Regions from separate parts of the Homo sapiens genome. Here region 1 is linked to region 2. Evidence: read pairs that join two places in POLR2A ChIA-PET (ENCODE). Cell type or tissue: Caco-2. All regions are shown on one strand. Links, peaks and the distances in the headings refer to the core of each region. The heading gives the core; the rest is flanking DNA.

Region 1 (5,661 bases), core at 215-5,214, 650 kb after region 2:
CCAGGTGTGGTGGCTCACACCTGTAACCTCAGCACTTTGGGAGGCTGAGGCGTGCAGATCGCTTGAGCCTAGGAGTTTGATACCAGCCTGGGGAATATGGGAAAACTTCGTCTCTACAAAAAATACAAGAATTAGCCAGGAGCTAAGGTAGCCTCCTTACCTGGAGGATCACTTGAGCCCAGGAGGCAGAGGTTGCCGTGAGCTGAAATCGTGCCACTGTACCCCAGCCTTGGCAACAAAGCAAGACCTGTCAAAAAATAAATAAATAATAAATAAAACAGGTCCGTATTTTTAACAAACTGGTGAACCAGTAAAGAACCCTGTCCCCACCGCCCCTCATCGTGTGCTGTCATCTGATTCTTAGCTTGTTCCCATTATGCTGTGGTATCCTTCCCAAAGCACCTCCCCTCCCTCCCTGCCATAACTGTATTCACACATTCAAGTCGGCCAGCGTTTTTAGAGCCCTGAATACAGCACAGCCCAGGGCTGAACGCCAGAGAATTCCTCGGGGATCCCACACACCCTTCAACTCAGGGAGAAGCAGGGGTCACCCCCCATTCTTTCAGTGAAGGCCTGCCTGCGTCCTCTGCCAATGGTGGCAGCAGCTCCCTGCGAGGGCGTCCCTCTCTCTACGTCTCGCACTGAGGAAGGCAAAGTTAGACTGACAACAACACTAACAAAGATTAATTCCTGTGTCTGATGAGAGTTAATTTCTCTGATTAGAGGACTCTCAAAAATGTGCAGTGACTAAATCTTGACTGGAAATTTTCAAGTGGCAGAACGGCCGGGCAAAGAGCCCCAGTCACACACCAGTGACTTAGAGGGCCTCCGTGAGACCAGGCAGTGTATGAGTAAGACAGGTATGTGAGATAAACCCACGAGGGCAGGCCGCTCTGGCCAGCTAGGTCTTTATGCATTTATCCATTTCATTCCACTTATTATTTGTTGTGTATTTTCCTTTACAGAGCTTCTTGTAAGATCTGGTCTGAAACCAGACCAGAAAGTATTCAGAAAAATAGGAGGATAGGTGGGGAAGCCCCATCCACCTGGAGAAACATTATCTGTTCTGACGGAAATTGGCAACTAACAGCTAGCTGTCGTGCTGGTCCATCCACCCATCCTCCAGAAGTGTGCTTAGGGTCATGGAAGAGGAAGAAGATGATGGAAAGTGGAGATGAACGACTTCTAGACTGCTTTCTGACGAAGGGCATGTGCACGCCTGTAGAACAGGTAGAAAAGGCCATCTGTCTAGAGTCAGTGAATATTCAGAATGACACTCCTCATGGGCTTTGTGGTCAGAGGGAAAACTGGAGGTGGCTGGGAAGAAAGACTGCGAGCCTGGAAGGCAGACTGACTTGAACTGGAACTCTGGCTCTATCATTCATATGTTTGTGGACCTGCAAAAGGCACATACTTATGAGAGACGCCATTACATCACCTAGAAAGTGAAAATCCTTCCCATCTACGTAGATTTCTCCGCATATAGAACTTGCAAAAGAGCCTGGCAACCAGGGGTCCTCCTTCCCCCGTGCCATTCCTCACCTTTGGGGCCTAACAAGAAAAAGTTCCTCTGGCTTCTCTCTGGGGAGACATGGAAGGCTCTGAAGTCTCCTACTTGTAGAAAATTCAGCAGGTGGGGGACAGAGGGAGGAGCTACTTTTCCTTTTCTCTCACATCAGCCTTTCCTTTCATTTCCCAACCCGCTGTTTGTCCTACCTGTCGGTCATCCATCTCATAAATGTATATTAAGCACTCACCAAGGGCCTGGAGCTGTCCATAATGTGGTGCTCCAGGTCCTTTTAGTAGCTGACCCCCCTCCAAACTCGTTTATCAATTCCATCAACGTTTATTGGGAGTCTATTTTGTGCCAGGCACCAAGCTACATCCCAAGGATAGGGAGACAGGGTTCCTCTCCTATGGCGTCCACAGTGTGTCGATGAAAAAGAAGCTAGCTTTGGTCAGAGGCAGTTTGTTCCTTGGGGTCCAGGATATGAGTGCCCAGCGCTCCCCTCCTAAACTGGGCTAGTCCAGATGTAAAGCTGCAGTCAGCACACTGCTAATGGGGCTTTGAAAGTCTCTGCTTTATTAGGGCAGCCAGGAAAGCCGATTTCAGCTGCAAATGCCTTCATTGCCTCCCCAGCAGAAATGGCTAATACCTGCTTTCTGGGACGTGCTCATCAAAAGGAGACTCTCAAAGCCCCATTAGCAGTGTGCTGACGCTGGCTGTATATCCTGAAAGGGCAAAGTCCAGCCGAGTGAAAGGAATCCAGCCTATTTGTCAACACTAGAATGAATCAGAGCTCCCCCGGCTCCACCTTCCCAGCCCACCACCCCCTCTTACTTCCTCCCTCTTACCTGGTCCACAGGGCCAGAATTACAATTTCTCAGCAGGGGGCTCTGCAGTCCTGTAACCCACACACTCCCCCTCCTTCCTCTGGCTCACCATCTCCTCTTCCTGCCATTCTCAATTTATCCCACAAGCCTGCAGATGCCTAAACAAGCATAGAACTGTGTGCCCAGGACTTTCCACTCTGCCCTCACCTGAACCCCACCACGAGAATCTTGGGCCATCACCATTGCCTTAAGTGGTCACCCAGGCTCCTAGAATCTGGGGAAGGGGCTAGCCCAACTACTACCCAACAGAGGAATTTCTCCCACAACATATGGGCATTTGGTCTCCTCGGAGTGAAGATGGTTATTACCATAGAGCCTTGGAAACAGACCCACCTGGGGGCCCAGCCCAGCGCACAAGCTGTGGGACCCTGCTAGTGCATATTAGGCTGAAAGAAAGATGCTGTGAACCCCAAGAAGATTATCTCCCTTGAGATTTTTACCAGACAGCTGCCCCCCATCCCAGCCCTCATATAACCTCATCTCAACTTCTGCAATCATCCAGTCTCATGTTTAAAAGATGTCCAGTACCAAGAAATACTGGCCTCATCTTCTCCTTGGGGGCCCCCCAAGAAAAAAGGACAGGACAGGAAATGAGATTCTCTCAATTTTGTTTACTGTCTCATTATTAATAGACAAGCAGGGTGAAGTGGACCTCGAAGGAACAGGAGTCATTAGAGAGTCTCATAACAAAAATAATATTTTGACCACACTGAGAACATCCTGCTATGCTGTAGGCATGTGTTAGCCTCTGGATATACAAGGCTGAATAACAAACTTGACCCCTTACATTGAGGACTCATGGCTTAGGGGTGAAGACAGACACAAATAAAAATTATATGTGGTCTGACACTTGCTTTCTTAGCCATCTGAACAAACAGCTTTGTTTTATTCCTCATCTTACTTGTGTTGGCCATTGTTGACCACTACCTCTTTCTTGAAATTCTCTAGTTATTGAGCTTCTGGTTTCACTTTCTCTTGGGTCATCTTTACTTCTGAGACCACTCCTCAGTCTCCTTCATTGCATCTCCTTCTCTGCTTGCCCCTTAAATATTGGTATCCCCTAAAGAATCCATTTCTTCCTTCTTTGCCACTCAATTTGCAGCCTACATTCTCTCTGCAAAATATCTTTTGCTCCTAAATACAGACGGCTCCCAAATCCATATCTCCTACCTGGACTTTTTCTGAATGACATCTCCAGAACATATATTTGTTGGAAAAACATTTCTTTGGTATACCATGTACCAATAACAGTCTATGTGCTTTATAAGTATTGACCCTAATTTACTCTTTTTTTTTCTTTTTTTCTTTTTTTTTTTGAGGTGGAGTCTTGCTCTGTCACCCAGGCTGGAGTACAGTGGCGCAATTTCTGCTCACTGCAAGCTCCACCTCCTGGGTTCTCACCATTTTCCTGCCTCAGTCTCCCAAGTAGCTGGGACTACAGGCGCCTGCCACCACATCTGGCTAATATTTTGTATTTTTAGTAGAGGCGGGGTTTCACCGTGTTAGCCAGGGTGGTCTCGATCTCCTGACCTTGTGATCTACCCTCCACAGCTTCCCAAAGTGCTGGGATTACAAGCGTGAGCCACCGCGTCCAGCCCTCATTTACTCGTAACAACATAACAACTCCATGAGGTGGGTGCCATTATTATCCTCATCTTAAAATCAGGAAATGGGGGCATAGAGGGATTACCTAACATAAGATCACACAGCTTATGAACAGCAGGGGTGAGTTCCAAACATGCGTGGTCTGCCTCTAGAGGCTACCATGCCACACTACCTCTCCATTTCTACAAATTACAGGAATATGAAACCTATTTTGGCAAATACGAACTTGCTTACACATTCTCCTCCAGTCTCCTCTTCCATCTATATAACTCAACTTTCCACTTTGGTTAATAGCATCCTCATCAACTCAGTCTCAAAGAAAGAAAACACCTAGTACATAAAAAATGTTCAGTGAAGGCTTCTGAATTGAGTTGAACTGTCCTAAATGGAATTGAATTGAAGTATGGAACTCAGGATGGGAATTTCCATTGGAGAACTGGGGAAGACTTTAGAGAAGAGTTGACATGTGAGATGAGAAGGGTGTATACAGAACCTTGCATTTTAGCATTGTGAGGGGATAAGAGATCAGGCAGTTCAATATTCTCATGTCACAAATGGTAAATCTCAGGTAGGTGAGAGGAACCTGGGATGCAAACAAGTCTAGAGCCCAGTGTGGGAGGAGCACTAGCTCCTTACTACTCAAGGCTGGTCTACAGACTGGTGGGACCAGTGGTATTGGCAGTACGTGGAAGCTTGCTCTGAGGTTCTCCCATAGGCCTACTGAATCAGAAACTGCATGTTAATGAGATCTCCAGATAATTTTTCTTCACATTAAAGTTTGAGAACTATTGGTCCAAGACAGTTTTTATAATGGGCAATGGGATCATATTATTTAGCCAAACTTCATAGAATCCTAATGATTTTATTTCCTCTGGAACACCTCTAAATTTTTGGAAATATACCTCTCCCCTCACCTGCACCCCATGGAGATTAAAATCAATAAATATGATTGCATGCATGCATTCTTTACTGTGTAGAAAAGGCTTTATCCTGAACAGCTCAAAGGAGACACAGCTATTAATGATGTTGGTAAATGTTCAGCAGTTGATTTTGGTGGGAAGTGGGAGAGAAAGAAAGAGGATGGTTTCATCTGTGGTGTTAACCCAACCCCAAGCATTTATGGTTGGTTGATGAGGACACTGGGCCTGCTACAAGTTAGTCATAGGCACAAGGAAGGGAGTGAAAAAAGAAATTGTTGGAACAAACTGATCTGATTAACATGGTCCAAGTGGGTGTTGGTTAAAATCCTAGAATCTGGAACTACTGGGATGATCTAGGCCTCAGAGTACGAATGAGACCTAGATGAAAATTAGAGGTGATAGAAACTTGGCCAGTGCACTAAGTACAAAGGAAGCCAAGATCTTGAGGCTTGGGCTGGCATTGAGAATGGATGCTGTTTGGATGGAAGGCATAACAGGCTGAGTAGGACCAATGATGGATGGTGGCAAACAAGGTCAGGAATCAAGGGAAAGTGGAAAAGCATGGGCTCCGTGTAAGTAAGAAGGAAATAGTTAATTAGAATAAAACTAGCTTTAGCCACAGCTGCTGTGGCTGAGGGCCATTTGCTGGTTGGACTCAGGATGCAACCATACAGGAAAGAGCTACTAATGGAAGGGGGAAGTCTTCCAGGCAGCTCTTCACCCAAAAGTTACTCTTTTCCTG
Region 2 (5,661 bases), core at 495-5,494:
CTTTTTTCTTTGTGATTCAACAGAACTGGAAAACTGGAAAACCTCTAACAATATTATTTGCCACATGAGCAAGTGCATCAAATAATCTGTAACTTACTTTTTTTTTTTTTTTTTGCGGGGAAACTGCCCTCCAATCTATTGAGAGTGGCTCTGCCCCTGCCTCTTTCTGGGGTTTTAGATGCCTCTCATCTCTGGCGTCTGAGACATCATGATCACGTGTTAGACCTTTAGTGACCTTTTCAATCTGCAGACCAACATCTTTCAGTTCAGGGAAATTTTCTTCTATTATTTCTTCAATAATTATCCCTTCCATTTTCTCTGAATCTTTCTAGAATTCTTAATGGTCAAATGCTGGACCTCTTGAACTGATGCTTTAATGTTCTCATTTTCTCTCGTATTGTCTGTCTTTCTCTGTCTCTCATTCTCTTTCTTTCTGTTCCACTTTTGGGGAAATTTCCTCTACTTTATCTTTCAAAGCTTTTATTAAATTTTGAATTTTGGCAATCATTTTTAATAGCCAAGAGTTATTTCTTGTGCTTTGATTTTATATGTGGTAGTGTAAATCTATTTTTATCTTTCTATCATCTATCTGTCTATTTTCTTTCTCCTGCTCTTCCTTCAGGTGAAATGTCTGCATTTATCTTTCTGAAGGTATTTATGATATATGTTTTTGAAGTTTTCTTCTACTTCTGACCTTGTTTCTGTTTCTTCCAAGTTCCTTTTCTCCCCCTATTTGTTTGTGTGGTCTTATGGGCAGAGGCTTTCTGAAAACGTCTGGTGATCCTTAGTTGTCCATATTTCAGAGTGTGGGCCATTTAAAAAAAAAAAAAACAACCTGATTGGCAGCTCTACGGGCATGAATGCATCCCATGACTGGTGAGCTGCATTGTCAGGTAAATGGACAGGGAGCTGACTTTTTCTTCGGAGGACTCCCCCAAATCAGTACTGTTGTCTACTTCCATAGGTCATTCCATTTTTTCAGAGAAGAATTCTCTTGCCTTAGCCTGGGGTAAGGCATGGGAGTTGTGTGATATCCTGGCTGCTCCCCTTTACGAAAGTACAACTGGGGAAGGGGGCTGAGGGTCTCTCTGCCCAGGATGTGGAACTCAGCCTCATCTTCCTATGTTATGTCCGGTACTGTACTCCCACCTGCCGATGGGCATGGCATCCTCCAGTCCTCTTTTGTTCATTTCCTTCAGAGGCTAAGTCACCCACCCTGCCCCTCAACCCACCCAGGTTAGGAGGAGGGTTCTCGCCTGACTGCATAGGCTGAATAAGGGAACCTGGAGGTCTAACCAATGCCTCAGGCTACCTTCTGCCATGGCCAGTGTCCCTGACTCCCTCTGGTTTCCTGGGGATTCACAGGGGCCATATCATCTTTCTTAGACCCCTCCCTCCGCAGGCCTGACAATTTAAACATCCTTCATTCTGTTAAGTCTGTTGTCAATCTTTTTTTTTTTTTTTTTTTTTTTTGACGGAGTCTTGCACTGTTGCCCAGGCTGGAGTGAAGTGGCACGATCTTGGCTCACTGCAACCTCCACTCCCAGGGTTCAAGCGATTCTCCTGCCTCAGCCTCCTGAGGAGCTGGGATTACAGGCACACACCACCATAACCGGCTAATTTTTGTATTTTTAGTAGAGACAGGGTCTCACCATGTTGCCCAGACTGGTCTCGAACTCCTGACCTCAGGTGATCCACACGCCTTGGCCTCCCAAAGTGCTGGGATTACAGGCGTGAACCACTGTGCCTGGCCAAGTTGTCACTCTTGCATTTGCTTTTCGTCTTCCCCAAATTGGAAGACATTTTTCCTCTGCTGTTGTCATTTCTTCCATTCCTTTTTTCTGATGGGGTTTTAGTGGCTTGAATCTCATGTTAGTGTAATTTCAGGAGGGAACTGTGATAAATGATTGGGATCCATTCCCATTGTTTCACCTGAAGTCTTTATTTATCATCTGCTTCCCCCAGTAGCCTGCAAGAGTCCCACAGATGGAGACCCTGCCTGTTTTGTTCAGCATGGTTGTTCCAGCACCTAGCAGAGTGCCCAGCACATATGAGGTCTTAGGAAATAGATACCAGCTAAATTAAAAGTATGGCAGGTGGGAGGTTTTATATGCTCTCTTATTTAACGATGTTACTGCACTGGAGGCGGGGCCCTCAGTCTTCTCCTCTGTAAAATAAGTAGGCTGGGTGGGATCTGGGGGTTGCAGTTGTGGTTTGGAGGGGGATTATGCCTGTGATTGCAGAAAAAGAATCACAGGTGGATAACCTCACAGGTAGGATAACCTCTTGGTTGCACCAACTCAAATACTCTAGGATTATAAAGATTGTCTGGACAGCTCCCAGAGGGGATGGTCTGAAGGTCCTGGGGTGCCTGGCAGCAAAGAGGAAGGGCCTGGTTTCAGCCCCAGTGCCTGTCCCCTCGACCTTGCCACACTCCCCACCCAGAGGAAGGAAGAGAGAGTATGGCAGAACTGGACACCTCCTCCAGAGAAGGCAAGGAAGGGAGGAGGAGAGAGGAAGGCGGGGCAGCCTCAAGCCTCACTCAGCACTGAGCCCAATGCTGGTTGATGAGCTAAAAATATAATGACAGGTATCCCCCCCTTCCACTGTCTTAACGTGGTTTTTTAAATAAGTCAGCCTCTTTCTAGTTTTCCCTTTCCACTGTCATTTATTTCAGTTTTTATCTCCACAACAAAAATTCTTTCCAACTTTTTTTCCCTCTCTCCCTCTAATGCTCTTCACTTTCAAATGCTAATAATCTCCAGCTGTAAAAGGCTTAGAAGTGGCTCTAGATTGTTTGATCTTTGGCCTGTGATCTGCTTTCATCTCTCTGCTTTCAAATGTTACTTTAGATTTACTTTAACCTATTAACATGCTTGGTATTCATGGACACGCACTCGCCAAACCGGCTTCCCAGCACCCGGGCCGCACCCCCTCCCCATCAAACCCAGACCAGGAAAAGTGAAACTCCAAGCTCCGACCGGAACTTTGCAGGAGCTGGAGGAGGAGGCCTGGGAGGCCGAGGAGGGAGGAGGGAGTGCAGGCAGGGGGAAAGCTGCGGGGAGAGGACCGAGGAAGGGGGCAGGAGGGGAGGCAATAGGGTAGTAGGGGGAGAGAAGAGAGGCAGGGGAAGCAGCAGAAGACGGCGGGAGAGTAAAGGAAGGAGAAAGGAGACAAAGGCAGAGAAAGGGAGAGCAGGGACAAAGAAGGATGGACAAGGCTCCGTGGTGAACGCGCTGCCTCCCGCCTGGTTAGACACTATCTAAATCTGCTCTCCCCGGAGCCGGAGCCGGGAATGGGGAATGGAGAGACGCTGAATTAGCGCTTAAGATTTCTTGCTCCCGCGTTGTGCTGGAATGTCTGGCGTATTCGTTTCCACAGGAAACGCGAGGCATGAATATGGATGAAATTCCTCACTGAGACCACAAGGGTACGGTTCAATTATTTGCCATATAAAGTAGCACATGAGGATTCTTTGCGCTTGATCATTTCCTCTGTGTACATCTCTGTGTGCGGTGTGTGTGTGTGTGTGCGCGCGTGCCCGTATGTGTGTTGGGGGTGCGTGGGGGCGGCTGAGGAAGGACCCCCCCAACCCACCCCCCCAGGAGACGCCTTTGAAGGCGCTGTGTCATCCAGACCCTCACCGAGGGCTCCAGTTGCAGCTGAGCGCCTGGGGGTGATTTGGAAAGAGGAGCCCCCACTTTTCCACCTTCCCCACCCCAACACACACCTGTGTACGCCCGCAGTGTCAGCTCTGACCCTCCAGCCTCTGATCCGCCAAAGGACAGAGATCCAGAGGACGAGTATTGATATGAGGGTTTTGGAAAGCCCTGGCTGGCGCAGGAGTCATTCCAAGCCAGCCTGGTGGCCCCTTTCAGCTGCGGCTGCTGCCTCGGGGAGAAAGCAGATGTCCCTGTCTCCCTTCCCTCCTGAGGGGAAGCCTGACCCAGGCATCCATCTGGATGGTGGTGGCTTCAGCAGGAGGTGGCAGCGGGAGGATGTCTTGGCAGGGCTGTGAGGAACACTGAGGGAGGCAGAGTCCTCCTGGACAGTCTCCCATAGAGGAAAGGCCACTGAAGCCACTGGAGGAGGGGAGGGTGAAGAAGCCTCACCTGGCACCAGAAAGTCTAGAGTGCAAGTCCTGGGCGAGGGACTGAGCCCTCTAACCTCAGTTTCCTCATCTGTGAAATGGAATAGCAATACTCTTTATTTCAAAGGGTAGTTGTGATGGCAACAACAATTCTAGTAAGTATTATGATTATAATTAGTTGAGCACTCACCACGTGGGAGGTATTCGTCTAAGTGCCTTATAAATATTAACTGATGTAATCCTCTGTTAATCCTCATTTAATACTCATTTAACCCTATGAGGTGGATACTATTATTAGCCTCATTTTACAGATAAGGAAATGGAGACACAGAGGGTTTAAGTAATTTGCACAAGGTCACACAGCTAGTGCTATCATGTTCATTTTAGACTAATTAGGCTGCTGGGTCACATGAATTCATCTATTACCTAATTTAATTCTTTCAACATCCCTCTGGGTTGGGAATCACTGCAGTCAGTTTACATAGCAGGGAACAGGCCAACACCACCCAATGAACCCAAGTTCTTTGCAGCCCAAACCCATATCCTGAATATCTTGAGATGCTGCAAAGATGCTTTTCAATGATAATGAGCTTGAAAATGTCAGTTATGATTAGGGGATTTCTGCCAAATGGAAGAGTCACATTTGGTGCGTAGAGGTCCAGGGTGCTAAGGGAAAGGCAGGCTCCCTAGGCCATCCTCTCTCTGAGACCTTCTGGAGGGCAAACTGGAACCTTTGTGATGTGGCCGTCGGTTGCTTCTGGTCCTGAACAGAGAGGATAGGGAGAGAGGTTTCCTGGCTGGTAACACAATAGAATCAGCAAAGCGAGTGCAAGGACCAGGGACTGCCCACAGCAGGGCATTGCCTTGACTGAGTTGACCTCCATGGCTCCCACCCCCTCCCCACCAGCTTCTGATGGTGATGATGTTGGTGAGTTGTTTGCAGGGGCTGAGCAGAGGGGGGATCACTAGTGAAGCTCACCCATGGGCTACCCTGGCCCACTGAAGCAGAAGAGAAATATACCCAGTCTGCCATGTGCCTGGAAACTCATAAGGTATTTCCACACCTATCAGCAAATTCCAACTTCACCCCAACCCTGTGAATGAGGCTGCCATCTGCATCATCATTTTGCAGATGCTGAGAGTTTAAGTGACTTGAACATGGTCACACAGAATCTTTTCATTACACCCCACTGCCTCCCTCAGCACTCAGCGGATATAGATTGATGACAGCAACTGAGTATTAGACTGGAAAGCACCTTGGTGGGCCTCCTGCGCCTGAGACGCCCGTGACTTCAGTCCTGCTGAAGGTCCTGTTTCACCAGCCACTGGGCTTCCCTGGGGCTGGGCCCAGGTCTGCTTGTGACCTGGTAAAATCCAAGCTTAAAGCATTTCTCCTTTTTACTCTCCCTGAGCCCTGTCTCCTCCCAGCTTGCCTGGTCTAGGAGGGAGCCCTGCATATCGGTTGCCTCTGATGAGACAGACTCAGGCAGAGTTTGCACTCGGCTCTTCTGCTTACTGGCTGTGTGCCCCCAGGTAAGTAACTTAGCTTCTCTGAGCCAAAGTTTCCCCAT

The links. ChIA-PET counts read pairs that join two places held together with the same protein. Peaks named below come from ENCODE experiments on the same cell type or tissue, not always from the same donor. Only the 100,000 strongest peaks of a DNase experiment are listed, where the experiment ranks them.
Region 1: POLR2A ChIA-PET joins it to region 2 with 9 read pairs; 1 of 35 experiments calls an interaction of 5 or more read pairs at or near these places.

Annotation. Positions count from the first base shown.
Region 1 is chr11:115,545,683-115,551,343 of GRCh38, reverse strand. No RefSeq gene overlaps it. Among named protein-coding and RNA genes, the nearest start is that of CADM1, 44 kb to the right of the region's middle. In Caco-2, for the core only: CTCF peaks have their summits at 2,465 and 4,143; a DNase peak (open chromatin) is centred at 2,293.
Region 2 is chr11:116,191,209-116,196,869 of GRCh38, reverse strand. No RefSeq gene overlaps it. Among named protein-coding and RNA genes, the nearest start is that of LINC02703, 270 kb to the right of the region's middle. In Caco-2, for the core only: a CTCF peak has its summit at 3,451; DNase peaks (open chromatin) are centred at 2,489, 2,939, 3,319 and 3,799; H3K4me3 peaks cover 2,192 bases.